Regions from separate parts of the Homo sapiens genome. Here region 1 is linked to region 2. A link is an interaction called in ENCODE POLR2A ChIA-PET data of the cell type or tissue named here. Cell type or tissue: MCF 10A. All regions are shown on one strand. Links, peaks and the distances in the headings refer to the core of each region. The heading gives the core; the rest is flanking DNA. Region 1 overlaps DLG5 (discs large MAGUK scaffold protein 5). Region 2 holds the start of DLG5 (discs large MAGUK scaffold protein 5).

The links. Peaks named below come from ENCODE experiments on the same cell type or tissue, not always from the same donor. Only the 100,000 strongest peaks of a DNase experiment are listed, where the experiment ranks them.
Region 1: POLR2A ChIA-PET joins it to region 2 with 11 read pairs; 6 of 35 experiments call an interaction of 5 or more read pairs at or near these places.

Annotation. Positions count from the first base shown.
Region 1 is chr10:77,861,006-77,869,325 of GRCh38, forward strand. It overlaps DLG5 (discs large MAGUK scaffold protein 5), which reads right to left. Exons shown (of 32, transcript NM_004747.4): 2 at 8,124-8,192. Among named protein-coding and RNA genes, the nearest start is that of DLG5, 62 kb to the right of the region's middle. RefSeq lists enhancers at 2,676-3,435, 4,953-5,710, 6,250-7,449. In MCF 10A, for the core only: no CTCF peak of the experiment used is centred there; DNase peaks (open chromatin) are centred at 1,866 and 4,796.
Region 2 is chr10:77,923,045-77,931,364 of GRCh38, forward strand. It overlaps DLG5 (discs large MAGUK scaffold protein 5), which reads right to left and starts at 3,711. Exons shown (of 32, transcript NM_004747.4): 1 at 3,173-3,711. The coding sequence starts at 3,476. It overlaps DLG5-AS1 (DLG5 antisense RNA 1), which reads left to right and starts at 3,768. Exons shown (of 1, transcript NR_024585.1): 1 at 3,768-6,781. RefSeq lists a silencer at 5,404-5,580. In MCF 10A, for the core only: no CTCF peak of the experiment used is centred there; a DNase peak (open chromatin) is centred at 3,747.

The sequences.
Region 1 (8,320 bases), core at 293-8,292, 62 kb before region 2:
TACAAAACAAAGCAATGCGGCAGGAACAGCATCATTGCTTTGCATTTTGTTACACAGGCTGTTTAACATCCAGCTTCACAGAGACAGCTGGAGTCTCATCTCTGTAATGTCACACACCCAGGATGGAATCTTTAGAAAACTAGACTCTACACCCATGTGAGGATGGAAGCAGAAAAGACCAGTGACATCCTAGTATCATTATGAAAACAGTCTCACCTCACGAGCCCTCTGAAAGGACCTCAGGGACATCAGGCCACACTTTCAGAATGGCTATTCTATGCTATAGTCAAGTTCAAGAAATAGCAGAGAAACATCAAATGTCCAGTTTCACAACAGAAAAGCACCACCAGGCCCAGTAACCTGCCTTTGGGGAGACAAGAAATTTTGAATTTTCATCCCCATTGTATAAACGAGGCAACATAAAGATGCAGCCCTGGCTTTCAAAGAAGCTGGAGAGAGGAGAGGAGGCGGCAGGACAGAAGGAGGGGCTCAGAGCCATCCCAACACACCCCATCTCTGTCTCCAGACGTCTCAGTCTACAGCCATGAGGACCTGGGCGTGGCTGGCCACACAGATAAAGTAGCAACGACATGTGCCAAGCACTGCCCAAGCACTGGGTTCTGTGCTAAAGACACTCTACCTTCAACTCATTAATCTCCACAGCTCCCTACTGGGGTTGTGCTAGGATTGCTCCTTGAGAAACACGTCAGAAAGACTACATGGCTAGGAAAATGGGATTCCCATGCACACTCAGCTCTGACGCCAAAGCCAACACCTCAACCACTCCACAACAATGCCTCCTAATAGGGAAGGATTCTCGTTCCACTTCTCTTGGCCCAAAGGCTTGAGCATACAGGACACATACAGAAAGTAAGGTCAACCAGACCCAAGATCCATCACACATCAGGCTCTCAGACCCAGCAGAAAGTGCAGCCGATGCCTCCGGCCTTTTGTAATTGGGGGATGGGGAGGGCCAAGGAGGGCCACAGGGGACCTCATGACCAATCTCAAGATGTGCTACGCCCAGAAGTTCCAAAAGAACAGCAAGGGTTGCAGAAAATCCTCTCAATCCCCATTCAACTGAAGTTTTTGTCTTTTTACTTGCATCTAGAGGTTGACAGATATTCTGAAAATGATGCAGTCCTACCATCCAAATGGTTGTCAGGATCCCTCAAATGGCCACCAAGACCAAATTCTACAGCAAAGGAGCTCACTACTTCCCAGCAGAGCCCATCTTATCTCTCTCCCTAAAATTATGCCCTCTACTGAGTTAATCTGTCCCTGGACATTCCCTCCACTGACCCTTGATCTAACCCCTAAGGGCCACAGGGAACAACTGGATTTCTTGTATGCAATAGACCTGCAAGCATTTGAAGACAACCATGAAGTTCCTTTACCACCATATGCCCATCAGAATGGCTAAAATAAAAAGCAATGCCACCAAATGCTGGCAAGGATACAGCTGGATTCTCAAAACTGGAATTCTCAAACACTGCTGATGAGAATACAAAGTCATGCAGCCACTTCAGAAAACAGTTTGACAGTTTCTTATAAAGCTAAACATGCAATTGCCATACCACCCAGCAATCCCATTCTTAGGTATTTTACCCAGGAGAAATGAGAATTTATGTTCAAACAAAAACCAGCACACAGCTGTTTAGAGCAGCTAGGGAATGAATAAACAACTGTGTTATGTCCTTATGATGGAGTATTACTCAGCAATGAAAAGGGATGAATGACTAATACAACTGCGGACACACACAGGGTGTGGGGGAAGCTGGAATGCCCTGCGTTAATCAAAAGAAGCCTGACTCTAAAAGCTACATACTACACAACCATTCATATGACATTCTGGGAAGGGCAACACTACAGGGACAGAAAAGAGATGAGTGGCTGCCAAGGACTGAAGGTGGGGAAAGGGCAGATTGCAAAAGTGCAGAGGGAATTTTTAAGATACAGAGGGCAGTGTTTTGCATCTTAAAAGTAGCAATGGTTGCATGACTATTTGTCAAAACTTGAACTGTATACTTACAAAAAATACATTTTACTGTATGTAAATTATATCTCAATGAACATAACCTTAACAAAAAAAAATTTCTTTTTTGAGACAGGGTCTTGCTCTGTCACCCAGGCTAGAGTGCAGTGACACAATCAAGGCTCACTACAACCTCCACCTCCTGGGCTCAAGCAATCCTCCCACCTCAGCCTCCCAAGCAGCTGGGACTACAGGGGTGTGCTACCATGCCTGGCTAATTATTATTATTTTTATTTATTGTAGCGACAGGGCCCCACTATGTTGCCCAGGCTAGTCTCAAACTCCTGGGCTCAAGCAATCCTTCTGCCTTGGCCTCCCAAAGTGCTGGGATTATAGGTTTGAGCAACCACACCTAGCCTATTTTTTTAAGAAAACCAAACTGTGATGCCCTGAATGAAGCCATCATCCTAAGAGTGATGTTGACAGGTAAAGAGATGAGGACCAACCTCCTCTGCTGTCACTGTGGTTATTTACAGTAAACTTTTTAAAAACAGGCAAAACAGAAACTAACATAAAGCTGGGTTGTCAACAAAAGCCTCCAAAGTAGCTGCCAACAAAAGCTTCCAATGCAGTTCTAACCTTGTGCAGTTGTTCTTCTGGACTCAAATGCAAAGCTGTCAACTCTCCCGTGACCTCAGGCTTTCCTTACCCAAGTCTGGCAACCACTGGAGAAGGAGGCAGATTGTCCTTTTCCTTTTGGTGTTCAGGATCAGATTTCAGAGGTAAGGGATTTGGTTTGGACTAAAATGGCCCAAAACAGGAAGACACCAGATCAGGAGCAGGCTCTGGATGGAGACAAAGAGCAGCCAGCCCTGCGCTGCTCTTTTCACCCCCATTTTGTAAAGGAGGCAACAGGAAGACACAGCCCTGCCTTACGAGGAAGCTGGAAGAGGAGAGAAGGAAGCAGGACAGAAGGAAGGGGCTCAGAGCCGTCCCAACACAACCCATCTCAGTCTCCAGCCATGAGGACCTTGGGGCGGCCAGCCTCCCTCTGACCTGGGTGTAAGAAGGAGGGCAGAAGGGAGTGTCCCCATCACAGGAATCCTCAGCTCCTTCAGTTGCCCTGGCTGCTATGGTCACCACCACCGAGGCTCAGCAAATGAACTGGCAGCTGGGTGGATTTCTCAGCCACCGCCCTTTGTCCTGGGCTCCCTCACTGTCATGCTCCCACTGACCCTGGAGGCGCATCCTTGGTCTTACAGCTGGGCAGGTCTCACCTTTGCTTCCAGGCCCTGTATGCCTGTGCTTCCAGGAGCCAGAGAGATGTCCAGGTAAACTTCCTGGCCACCTCCAGGCCCTGGCTGCCCGGGAGAGGCAAAGCAGTGGCAGAGCACAGTCATCAGAGCACCACGTCATCCTCACCTACAACTCAGGACACCCAGAGCCACAGTCATCAGAGCACCACGTCATCCTCACCTACAACTCAGGACACCCAGAGCCGTCCAGGAAAGACCCAGGCCCTGCCTGGGGTGAACGAGTGCTTCTTAAAGCACCTAAGCTTCACTAGAGAACCTGCTAGGCAAAATTTCAGGTCCCACCCAGACCCACTGAATCAGAAACCCTGGGAGTAAGTCCCTGCAGCACTCCGTGTGGTAAAAGCCCTCCGGGTGATTCCGATGCCTGCTAGAGTTTGAGAACCTCTGTTCCAGACCAAAGTTGCATTTGCATATTTCTCCTTTGTTTTACTGGCTATCCAGCAGCCACTGCCTTTAAAGAAATCCCCCACTGATGTCCTTGACAATGAAGGCCTAAGGGGGACACCCCTCTTAGTCAATGAGTACATGACTCCAGTTCAGCGTTTCCCCAGCTTGGAGTGAAAGGAGGTTAGATTCCAATGCTGGAAGCCCAGGCCCCAGATCTCCAGCCAGATCAAAGACTTGCTTTCGAACCCTTGACTCAGGGTCTGGTTTTCAGAACCCAAACCACCATAAGCAGCCATGGCCAACTACTTCCCAGCTGCATCTAGTCCAGAGCACTTTTCCTGGAAGGCCCAGTCCAAGGGCCACTTCCTCCAGGAAGCTTTCTGTGATTCCCCTCATCAGAACTAACTGCTTCTTCCCTTGAGTTACTTCTTTCTTTCTGCTCTACACAGAACAGAATAGCCAGTCGTGCCAGACAGTGCCTGTCTCCCTGGCAGTGTGATAACATTTGGGGCCGTGTTCACCGTGATCCCTATGAGTACCAAACACCTGCCCCACAAGGAGGAGGCATTCCCATCTCTGATAAATTGGCTTTGCAAAGGATTACCCCTGACCCAAAAGTCTGGGCCAGGAATGAAGGATCAGAGGTCACAGGGCGTCAGTGGCAGCCCCCACTTCCCTGATGGCTCACCCCACCTTCCCCTGTCAACCAGAAGAAGCACTTTCAAGGAATCTTCCCTGGGATATGAGAGAAGCCCTCCAGCAATTTCTCCTGCCGATAAGCCTGGAGACCTCTCCATTTAATAAGAAATCTTCTGCTATTTCAATCTTCATGGAATTTAAGGCTGGCTTTATAAGTGCTGCCCAAGAATGTCTCTTCTCCTCCTTAAAACCTCCCCAGTTTTCCAAGATGAGAAATAAAAGGCTACTGAGAAATTAGGTCAGGATGAATGGGGAGGAAAAAAGTACTGATTGCCTGAAACGAGTGTGCAGTCCCCAGGCAGATCCACCAGGTAGGGTCGGGGGCAGGTCACAACAACAGGCGCAGGAAGCGGGGGAGGGCCTCGGGGAAGCTGTGTGTGCTTAGCTGATGAAAACTGCCCGAGGAGGCCTTGGCACAAAGACCTGCTGCCTTTAAGGCTGTTGGCAAAGGTGTGGCGAGTTGTGAGTAGGGCCAGGCTGGAGATCCGAGACCCGACAGACCGCCTGAGAGAACGCTGTCTACACGCCCCAGGCTTCAGCCTCCAATTTCTTCTCATGCTGAATACAACCTGCCATTGTTTTCCCAGCCGTTTCCATTTAGGGAGATGTAAATGGAAAAGTGGAAGTGATGTTTTTATTATAAGGATCTTGCTCTTGCCTTTTCTCAGGTTCCTAAGATCACCATGTGACCTTACCAGCGGCCCCTCCTGCCAGGGCGGTGTGTGCTTGCAAAGACTTCTGCCTCTCATCAGGTGTGGCTGAGCCAGCAGGAACTCCCTGGCAGGTGCTAGAGTGCTCCCAGCCAGGGCCAGCCCCACCAGGCACTCCACCCCGAGGGACTGGTACAAGCCTGGTACAGACATTCTGGTTCCCTTCTCAGGGATGAGGTTGGGCCAGCCCATCTCAAACTGGAGGGCTATTAAGCTGTAGAAACCCTCAGCGTTTCTGATGCAGCAGGGGTGGGAGGAGGCTCAAACCTGCATCTCTAATAAGTGCCCCAGTGGTCCAGCGACCAGGCTTTGTGAGCCACTGGTTTCGGCACAAACAAGCAGCCAACTGTGGTCAATGAAAGGAGGCCATACTGATGGACTCTGGAACAGGTTCCTTTGCTCATAAGAACCCCGCCTTCTTCTTCTGCCACTCACCGCAGATGGCTACAGAGCACTTGAAATGTGGTGGATTTGCCTGAGAAACTAGAAATTTAAATTTCATTTTAATTCATTTAAATTTAAGTAGCCACCTGTGTTTAGTGGCGCCCATACTGGACACTGCAGACCTGGACACTGTCAGGTCTGGATGTGATGGCTGGAGCTGCTGCTACAGACACCCCGCCATGAGACTGTGTGAAGACACCACACAGAGGAGGGCAGAGCTGCATCCCCATGTACTGGCTGACCTCAGCACAGCCTCATATGGGAGCTCATACATTTCCTGATTGGTTAAGGTGGTATGAGTGGGTGTTCCCTGCTGCCTGCACCCAAAGGACAATGGCAATCTCAAGCAGAAGAGCAAGAGAAGCAAAACTCGGTTCCCTGTGAACTCAAGAGGCTTTGCCCAGAAGGGATGCAACCAGTTATTTCAGCATTAAATATCCAGACACAGACAGTACAGACCCATCCTGCTCCAAGAAACACATCAGAGCACTGCACTCTGCCTGCCTGTGATGCCCAGGAAGAGCACAGAGATACTGTTGACGGCTCCATCGCAAGGACTGAGTCAGCTTCAGGTGAGTGCAGAACCAACTGGTGGGTCACGGCCATGACGCTTCTTCCAGAATATGCTGGGGTCCAGCTGCCCAAGAAATATCTTCCTACTCAGGCTGGGAATTCCACCATCAGCAGTAATTGCTATGGGTTAGGCAAATACCCCTCTCTGGAATCCCCTTTTAGAATGCACATGTGCCTAGGAAAGGTAACGATTTAACCCTTGAAATGCCGATGGGAATGAGTTTACTGATTGCTATCTGTTAGACAGATATTGGTGAAGGGTGAAAAACTAGACAGGTCAGAGGAGTATGCTCAGGGCTTACCCAGTCCACCTTAAAAAGCCTCACCTTCCCCATCTACTGATCCTGACTGCCCCACTCCATGCACTTCCTGAAGGGTGAGTCCCACATTCCAAATTCCAACAATCCCATCATTCCATTGATATGTCTCCGGGCACCAAAAGCAGGCAGAACAAAGTAATAGGATACCGTTGGGAGCTTTGAATTGCAGTCCCAGAAGGGCCTGCCCTGAGCCCTAAACAGGATGAGGGTTATGGGAGGAACTGTGTTTTTATGGGTGGAGTTGTGGCCCCCCAAAAGATGCTAAAGTCCCAATCCAGTAAATGTGAATGTGAACCTTATTTGGAAAGGTCAAAGCGTTATCTTTCCGAGGCGCATTTGCATTCTAAAAGGGGAGTCCCGAGAGGGACACTGCTCAGCCCACAGCAGTTATTGCTGATGGTGAAATAGTCTTTACAGATGATCAATTTAAGATGAGGTCTTGCTGCCGTAAGGCAGGCTCCTAGGCCAATCTGACCAGTGTCCTTATTAAAAGGGGAAATTTGGAGACAGACACACATGGACGGAGAACATCATGTGAACACAAAGGCAGAGATCAGTGTGATGTCGGCAAACCAAGGAGCACCAAGGATTACCAGCAAGCCACCAGAAGCGAGGAGAGAGGCCCGGGACAGATCTCTCCCTAGCGCCTTCAGCCTGCGTGGCCTCACTGACACTTTGATCTTGGGCTTCTGTCCTCCAGAACTGTGAGACAATCAATTTCTGCTGTGTAAGCCACCTGGTCTGCGGCACTTTGTTATAGCAGCCCTAGAAAACTAAGATGGAACTCGCCGGCTGGTCACTGTCTTCCCTCTTATCACACTACCTTCCCTTACTGCAGCTACTTATTTAACTGTTTCCCACCAAAAGACCCTAACATCCAGGAGTGTGGGGCCCACATCTGCCTAATTCGCCACTACGGCCCAAGCCCACCTCTGGCACACTGGAGGTGTTCAAGATGTGAGCTGACATATGAAAGAGCTGTCCTGACTAGTTCTAGAATCTCAGGCATGTGACTCCCCCTCCCAGAATGTCAATTTCCCCATCTCTCTGCAGAGGGAAAAGAAAATAATTGGAGTAGATGACCTCTGTGAGTCCTTCGGGCTCAAAAGATGGCCGGGACTCACCACTGAAGGTGTCTGCATCCATCATGGTCAGATCAGGCCATGAGAAACCCCACTAGAGGTGCTAAACAGAGGGAATGGGTCACAGAGGTGTGGGAAGCCTGAGAAACCACTGCGGCCTTCCTGCTGGACTTCAGAGAAGGGCTGGCCTCATTTTATGGGCTTTCTGAAACCCATATTCAGAGAAACACACCCAATTCAGCATGGACTGGCAATGCCTATCCCCAAGGAAACTCCAAAAGGGGTGAGTCTCCTGGGCAGTGGTCACTGAGTTACTACAAGGCCTTTGGGGTTGGGGTGGGGATGGTGGGTCAACAGGCTCCCCTAGAAGCCCTGTGCCCTGACAAAGTAAACAATGGCAAAACATGTGCTTCCCAGCACTCACCTCCCCACCTCCTTCTAACATCAGAACTGGGTTTCTGATGATGGGAGAAAATGTAAATGAAATCAACGGAAGGATGATCCTGTGAGTAATCTGACAAGGGAGAACCAGCTTCCTCTCCCATGAACCCCAGCTGCCTTGGCTTTCACCCAGACCCCTGGCCCACCCGGTGTCCTCCCCAGACAGTGGTACTCACCCACACTGCTGAGGGAGCTGCTGCTTTCTGAGTCTGAGGGCATGGTGGACAGGACGCTGTAGGTAGAACCTGGGGAAAGAGGGGAGACCATGTTACTAACCCCAAGGGGTCACTCGTCTTCACCCCAAGCCAGCTGATCATCAGTCAATGCCAGGCCATGAGAGCTACATGCACCAGGCACTAGAAATCCACATCCA
Region 2 (8,320 bases), core at 142-8,141:
ATGGGCATTCTGGATCAGGAGCCCACACAGGGTGTGGAATCCATCAAGGAAGCTCCTAGGTGGGTGATGGCATCATCTCCAACAGAGAATCGGTGCCAAAGCAGCCACCCCTTGACGCTAAGGATCCCAGGGAGCCAGCTGGTTCCTCTCTCAGGCTCCGCAATGGCCTCGAACTGAGGCCAATTCAAACCCAGAGCTGCTGCCCAGAGCACAGAGTGGAAATCACTCAGGAGTGGAAGGAGGCAGGACCAAGTGCTGGGTTTTCCTGACTATGGCTCCTCAAGGAAGAAGACTTCCATTCCTTCAGCCAGAGCCGCTCTCTTATGCACTGAGCTTTGACCATAAGGAATACTTCCTGGCTAAAAGAAAAAAAAGCAAAAAAGTGGAGACCTACAACACAGCAATTTACCCTTCACAAAGGAGCCTCCCCTGCGCCGGGGCAGTGGCTCACGCCTGTAATCCCAACACTTTTGGGAGGCTGAGGCAAGCAGATCGCTTGAGCTCAGGAGTTCGAGACCATCCTAGACAACATGGAGAAATGCCATCTCTACACAATATACAAAAATTAGCTGGTGTGGTGGCATGTGCCTGTGGTCCCAGCTACTTGCGGGGCTGAGGCAGGAGGATGGCTTGAGACCAGGAGGCGGAGGCTGCAGTGAGCCGAGATTGTGCCACTGCACTCCAGCCTGGGTGACACAGTGAGACCCTGTCTCAAAAAAACAAAAGCCCCCAACACGCCACTGTTTGCTGACACACCATGTCACCCTCTTCCCCAGGGGCTTCAGGTGGCATCTTGCCATACCAAATGCTGTCCTAACTTTTTTCTTTCTTTTTTTTTGAGAAGGAGTCTTGCTCTGTCACCTAGGCTGGAATCCAAGGGCACCATGTCAACTCACTGTAACCTCCACTTCCCAGATTCAAGTGATTCTCCTGCCTCAGCCTCCCAAGTAGCTGGGACTACAGGCGCCCACAACCACGCCCAGTTAATTTTTGTATTTTTATTAGAGACGGGGTTTCACCATGTTGGCCAGGCTGGTCTCGAACTCCTGGCCTTAAGAGATCTGCCCGCCTCGGCCTCCCAAAGTGCTGGGATTACAGGCATGAGCCACCACACCCAACCAGCGTTTTTCTAATGCATTAAGTAAAATGAACTTAACTTCTCCTTGAAAAGTATTTTTCTAAGGATTTCATGACCCTCTCCAAAGTCACATAACTCTGCATTGTGGTAAAACTGGGGTCTGAAATCAATGCCCTAGGGGATAAAATCCAAACCCTAATCTCTGCCTTCCTTAGAGGTCAAGACTAGCTCCTAGAACTTCAGCCCCATGAGGCCCCACATTCTCCACCAGACACGGAAAGGGTGAGACCTAATTAATGGCAATTGATCCATCAATCAATTTTCAGAGATTAAGGCGAGCGTTGATTCACATGCTTCCCAACGCAGACTTCCAGTCTGTACTAAGTTCTGTGCTTTACGAAAGACTTTCAGAAACAGATCTTAACTTCTTCATTCAGAGATAGATTAGATAGATACATAGATACAATTAAAAAGAAAAAAATTACTTTGTTGAGATCCCCTCTGTCCTTATCCTCATGGCCACATCTGACAGTCCCTTCCTAGCATCTCCCAAAGCACTATCCCAGGAAAGGACTAGGTTTGCCCAGTAACTCTGACATGACCACAACTGGGGGGAAAGAATGCAGGTTTGAGGGACAGAGATGCAAGTCAGAAGCTCAAAGTGGAGACGGGAGGGCCACCAATGAAATGACCTGCTGTGTGGCCAGCAATTTAGTCTCTCTGTCAGTTTCCTGCAGCTACAAAAATTGAGGTTAAGATGGCCAACGTAAGAGAGCTGTTACCAGGAATGCCTTATAAAATCATTCCCTTAATAAGTGGGGCTTTTAACAGCCAAATAAATGGGTCCCATCAGCCTTTGACCTTCAGGTTGCTAAGGGCAGTTTCTCAGCCCTCTCGGTTCACTTGTTTTTCTTTTATACATATATCCTTATTTATTTTTACTGTACCTATCGATTCACTGTTAAAACAGGGACAAGACCTAGAAAGATGGCACTTTGTTTCCTGGCTCTGAACAAGTTAAATCAAACAATAGGTTATAATTCAAAATTCCTGGTGCCCAATACTTTCTGAGCATTTTAACCACTCCAAGCCAGAGTTTTCTCTCTGGCAAAGAATAACAGAAAGCTCACATAGTGGCAACGACAACTGAACGTGATAAAGCAGAGCGCCTGCCACAACAGTAGATGCCCAATAAATGCTAGTTCTCCTCCTCCCTCAGTGCCATGTCTTCTTCCTCCAGCTGCCTTGTCTAAAAAGGCTGGCTTCCACACTCCACGGCCAGGCCAGGACAAGCCTACCACTTGTCAGAAACTCCCGCCAGTATCCGTTCCTGCACCCAGACACACACTTACAAATCAGTCATCCCCAAGACCAAAGACACAGGGGTTCCAAAAGGCACCCTCAAGGGAACCAGTCACCAGCCTTCCTCGTTAAGCAGCTCTGTGCTCTCAGGGAGAGAACTTAGCCCCAGCAGCCACTACTAGGATTTTCCCATGGTGCAATGCAACTTCCCCAACTTTTCCGGGCCCAGTTTCCAAAGAAACCCAGGCAGGCGTTGTGCACAATCAGCCACCAGTCTGGGAGAGACTGGGCTCTGAGCAGAGAAAAAGGAGCTGGGACAGCCAGAAAATGAAAAAGCAGTTGTGGCCCCGGCACAGGATGGCAGCGACCAAAACTTAAGAGTAGGGGTCCTGGCCCAAGTCCCATTCTTCTGGACGGTACCCTTGGTTAAAGGCTAGCACAGGGTGCCAAAGCTAGCGGACGGTGAGGAGCCTCAGAAAAGGGACTGATGGACATCCTCCGAGGTACCCCCTACCCGCTACTGGACCTGGTGGCCCCCGGGGACCCTGTCGTCGAGGCACCTGAGAGTGAAGGCCTTCAGCGGGGGGCATTGTTCACAGCGAACGGCGGGACTGGGGGAGGCGGCGGGACTTCGGGATCCGCGCACCGCCGCCTCCCCAACTGGGCCAGAGGAGCGAGTCCACCGAGGCCATCGCCAGGTGGAGCGGCGGCCCCGGCGAGGTACCCTCGGCCAGCAGGAGGGAGAAGCGGAGGGCGCGTCCCAGAGGCGGGGGCCAAGGGTCTGCCACTCACCCGCGCCTTCGGCGGGCTGCGGCGGCCCGACGACGCCGTTCAGGTAGAGAATGGGCAGCAGGTGAGGCTGCGTCTTCTCCAGCGCCGCCCGCAGGTCCTGGAAGTGGTCCCGCTCCTTGGCCAAGAGCAGCTTGAGCAGCAGCTCCGCCTTGGCGCCTCCCGCCTCCTCGTCCAGCTGCCGCCGCTCGCCGGGACTGAGCGCTCCCGCGGCCTCGAGCAGCCCGAGCACGGCTTCCACCTCCGTCATGGCCTGGGCCAGGCTCTGCTGACACTGGGCGAGCAGCTCCCGGCGCTGGGGCTCCATGGTGGCGGGCCGCGCCGCCCCGCCCCGCCGGACGCCTCCCGGGCCCCCCGAGGCCGGCGGGCGGGCAGGCGAGCACCTCGGCAGCAGCCCTAGGGCGCCGGGAGCCGTGAGGCGGCGGGAGCCATGGGCCGGGGCCTGGGCGGGCTGGGGGCCCGGGGCGGCGGGCGGCGCTCAGCAGCGGCCGCCTCCCGGGCTCCGGAGCGCAGCCATGTTGGCTGCCGCGGCGGCGGGACTGGAAGAGGAGGAGGAGGAGACGGAGGAGGAGAAGGAGGAGGCGGAGGTGGGGACGGCGGCCGGGGCGCGCCCCGAGGCCGGGCTCCAGCCGGGCATGCTCCCCCTCCCCCTCAGCCTCCGCGCGCGCCGCCCGCCCCGCGAGAAAACTCGCCCCGAAAGCCGGGCCGCGCGCCGCCCCCAGAGCAAGACTACAACTCCCGGGAGAAAGTCGCCTGGGCCGTGTTTCCCAGGCTCCCGACAGCTCCGGCCCGGCTCGGAGGCCGCCTCGGCCCCCGTGCACCCCGGCCCGGCTCACCGGGGCCCCGCGGCCGCCACCCGCTCCCCCGTGGCCACAGCCCCGCCGCCGCCGGCCCGTCCCTCCTCTCTCCCCTCCCCAGGCCGTCCCTCCGGGAGGCGGCAGCAGGGGAGGAGGGGACGGGCGGAGGGGAGGGGTCCCCGGCCCGCCCGCTAGGCGGGGACGCGGCGCCGGCTGGTTCCCGGTCCCCCGAGGCCCAGGCGCAGCCGGGGGTGGGGGACACGGAGTCAGGCCTGGCACGCGGCCAGCCCACAAGCTGCTGGAGACCCCCTCATACAAATCTTGCCCCCAGTCCAGAGGGTCCTAATCTGAGAACTCCAAAATACAGCCTGGAGACAAATGGTGGGGAGGGTTTCCCCTAAATTTGGACATCTCCAGATTAAGACCTCCGCCGAATCCGTGAGGCTTTCCCTCTCCAAGGAGCTCCTAAGAGAATTTCCCAGTAAAATCGCCTCAACTGCGGTAAATAGGCTGTTCCCCGCGCCAGCATTTGAGAAGAGCTGGTCCCCAGAGTGTAAAGGAGTTAGGATGTTGGCAGGAGGAAGGATGTGTCGCCGGATGAGGAAAAGAAAGGTGGGTGTCTGCGGTGCAGTCCTTGGTCTTTCTGGCAAGTGAGGCGCTCTCCCCCTAAATGTCTCAGAGGGAGACAAATCAGCGGACTACCTTGCTTCCTTTGATGACTTGGAAAGGATCTGCAGTCCCCCTTAAAGCCCAAGAATGTCTTCTCTTCCACGACAGCCGTTTGTGGACACATACTGCTTACCTCCCTGACTGCAGGACAAGGTCCTTCAAAGCTGGAACTCTGACTGCGCTCAGTGATCCCGCAGTGCTCCTCTGTAGAGTGGGAACCCAGGTCCATTTCAAATATCTACGTTGGAATGAGTGGATCTCGCTGGGGGTGAGAGGCACTTTGTCTACCCACACTGCCAGTCCCAGCCACATGCCTCCTCCCTTCCCTCAAAAAGCAGTGTCTTCTTAGTCTGCTTCTTCAAGGGGAGAAGTCGTTTTTATTTATGGAAACGAACTCACTATATGGTAGAAAGAACAAGAGTATCAGAATTTGCACTTTGGACTTGGACTCCCCTCTAAGCAGCTGCACAAGGTGGAACAAACCAATAATCCTTGCTGATCTGTTTTGTCCTTAGGAAAAATGGTGGAGGGAGAATATTAGATCAGGGGTTCTTAGCCTTGGCTTCATGAATAAGCTCAAGGATGTCAATGAAGCTTTTGACATGATCTCAACTTTTTTGTGAACATTTATATATTTTTCTGGAATGGGGTCCATAGAGTTACAAGTTCTTTAAGACCTCCAGATGGACCCCAATATGGCAGAAATGAACTATTTAAAGATACCTGCCTGCTCCCGTAGTCTGACCCTCTATGGCTAAGCAAGGTTTTAGAGGAGTGGAAGGCTGGCCATTGCACAGTATCAGGGTTCCAGACAGGCTCCCTGGCTCTTCCCTCCCAGTCCTGCTCCTGAGATATAGTTCTTTCTGGCCGCCACTTCCCTTAGGGCAACCCCAGAGCTTAAATCATCTGCAAGGCAGTCACCTTTCAGGCACCTTTCATCCGGCACCTGTGTTCTTAGCTGGATTAACTAGAAAGCTAGTTGGAGGAAGGAAGGTGAAAGTGGAGGAAGGGGAAAAGAGGAAAAGTTGGAGACGAATCTGGCTTATGGTTAGAAGCATATTTTTTGGCCAGGCAAAGTGGCTCACGCCTGTAATCCCAGCACTTTGGGAGGCTGAGGTAGGCGGATTGCCTGAGCTCAGGAGTTGGAGACCAGCCTGGCCAACGTGGTAAAACCCCGTCTCTAACAAAAATACAAAAATTTAGCCAGGCATGATGGTGCAAGCCTGTAATCCCAGCTGTTCAGGAGGCTGAGGCATGAGAATTGCTTGAACCCAGGAGGTGGAGGTTGCAGTGAGCTGAAATTGCACCACTGCACTCCAGGCTGGGTGACCGAGCAAGACTCTGTCTCAAAAAAAAGAAAAAAAAACTTATTTTTTGAGACAGAGTCTCACTCTGTCGCCCAGGCTGGATTGCAGTGGGGCAAACACAGTTCACTGCAGCCTCAATTTCTTGGGCTCAAGCAACTATCCTGCCTCAGCCTCCCGAGGAGTAGCTGGGATCATAGGTGCTTGCCACCACACCTGGCTAATTTTTTAAATATTTTGTAGACACAGGGTCTTGCCACATTGCCCAGGCTGGTCTTGAACTCCTGGGCTCAAGTTATCCTCCCGCCTCGGTCTCCCAAAGTTCTGGAATTACAGATGTTAGTTACCACCCGGACCAATTTTAGGATTCCTTTAGCCAGTGACCTTGGTGTGACCTTGTACTTCTGCAGCATTTTATACCTTCTGCGGCACACCCTTGTAGTGGGTCGAATTGTGTTCCCCCAAAAGATATGTTCTAGTCCTAATTCCCAGTACCTGTGAATGTGACTTATTTAGAAATAGGGTCTTTGCAGATGTAATCTAGTTCAAATGAGGTCATACTGGATTAGGGCGGGTCCTCATCCAATAACTGTTGTTCTTATTAGAATAGGGAAATTTGGATGCAGAGACACAGAGAAAATGCCATGTGAAGATGGATCAGAGACAGAAGTGATGCGGCTGCAAGCCAAGGAATGTGAAGAATGGCCAGCCACCACCGGAAGCTAGGGGAGACGCCAGCACAGATTCTCCCTGAGAGTATCCAGAAGAAACCAACCCTCCAACACCTGGATTTCAGACTTCTGACCTTGAGAAGTGTGAGCCAATAAAACAACTGCAGTGGAGTCAGTGGTTCTTGTTTTAAGCCACCCAGTTTGTGGTCATTGGTTATGGCAGTCCTAAGAAACTCAAACTCACCTCAGCACAGTGGGGAGGTGAGAAGGACAAAGACGGGGGTCCCTATTTTACAAATCACCCTATCACTTCACTCTTCTACTGCCTAAGGACATCTCTGTAGATTTACCCACCTTTCCTACTTTCTTCTGGTCTTAGAAAAAGAGAGCTCCTTGTCTTTAAGGAGAGCCCTTCCATGCTCTGGATATAATCTGTGTATCCCTCTCCTCCCCTGCACACACGCACTCACACACAGTCTGCTTCTGCTTTGGTTTGGGCTCCTTCTCATTTGTCAAAAACAGGCTTGAGTCTCCCCATTCTCAAGGGTCCTCCCTTTCCTCTCATGTTTCCTTCGGAAACAATCATTGCTTGACATTGGGACCTCCACATCTCATAGACTGCTCACCGCTTGGTTGGTGCTTTACAATCAGCTTCTTTTTTTTTTAATTCTTGTGTTTGCTTTTTTTAAATTTATTTTATTTGTTTTTCTGGAGACAGAGTCGCACTCTGTCACCCAGGCTGGAGTGCAGTGGCGTGATTTTGGCTCACTGCAACCTCCACCTCCCGGGTTCAAGCGATTCTCCTGCCTCAGCCTCCCGAGTAGCTAGGACTACAGGTGCACACCACCAAGCCCGGCTAATTTTTGTATTTTTAGTAGAGACGGGGGTTTCTCCATGTTGGCCAGGCTGGTCTCGAACTCCTGACCTCAGGTGATCCACCCGCCTCGGCCTCCCAAAGTGCTGGGATTACAGGCATGAGCCACCAAGCCCAGCCTATTTATTTATTTTATTCATTTATTGGAGACAAGAGTCTTGCTCTGTCACCCAGGCTGGAATGCAGTGGGCTCACTGCAACCTCTGCCTCCTAGGCTCAAGTGATTCTCCTGCCTCAGCCTCCTGAGTAGCTGGGATTACAGGTGCGTATGACCACACCTGGCTAATTTTTTTTTTTTTTTTTTTTTTTGAGACGGAATTTCACTCTTGTTGCCCAGGCTGGAGTGCAATGGCATGATCTCAGCTCACCGCAACCTCCACCTTCCAGATTCAAGCGATTCTCCTGCTTCAGCCTCCTGAGTAGCTGGGATTACAGGCATGTGCCACCACACCTGGCTAATTTTGTATTTTTAGTAGAGACGGGGTTTCTCCATGTTGGTCAGGCTGGTCTCGAACTCCCAACCTCAGGTGATCTGCCCTCCTCGGCCTCCCAAAGTGCTGGGATTACAGGTGTGAGCCACCACACCTGGCCTTAATTTTTGTATTTTTAGTAGAGATGTGGTTTCACCATGTTGGCCAAGCTGGTCTTGAACACCTAGCCTCAAGAGATCCACCTCTTGGGCCTCCCAAAGTGCTGGATTATAGGCGTGAGCCACTGTGCCCCGCCCTATTTATTTATTTTTAGAGATAGATTCTTACTCTGTCTCCCAGGCTGGAGTGCAGTGGCACCATCATACCTCACTACAGCCTCTAACTCCTCAAGTGATCCTCCCACCT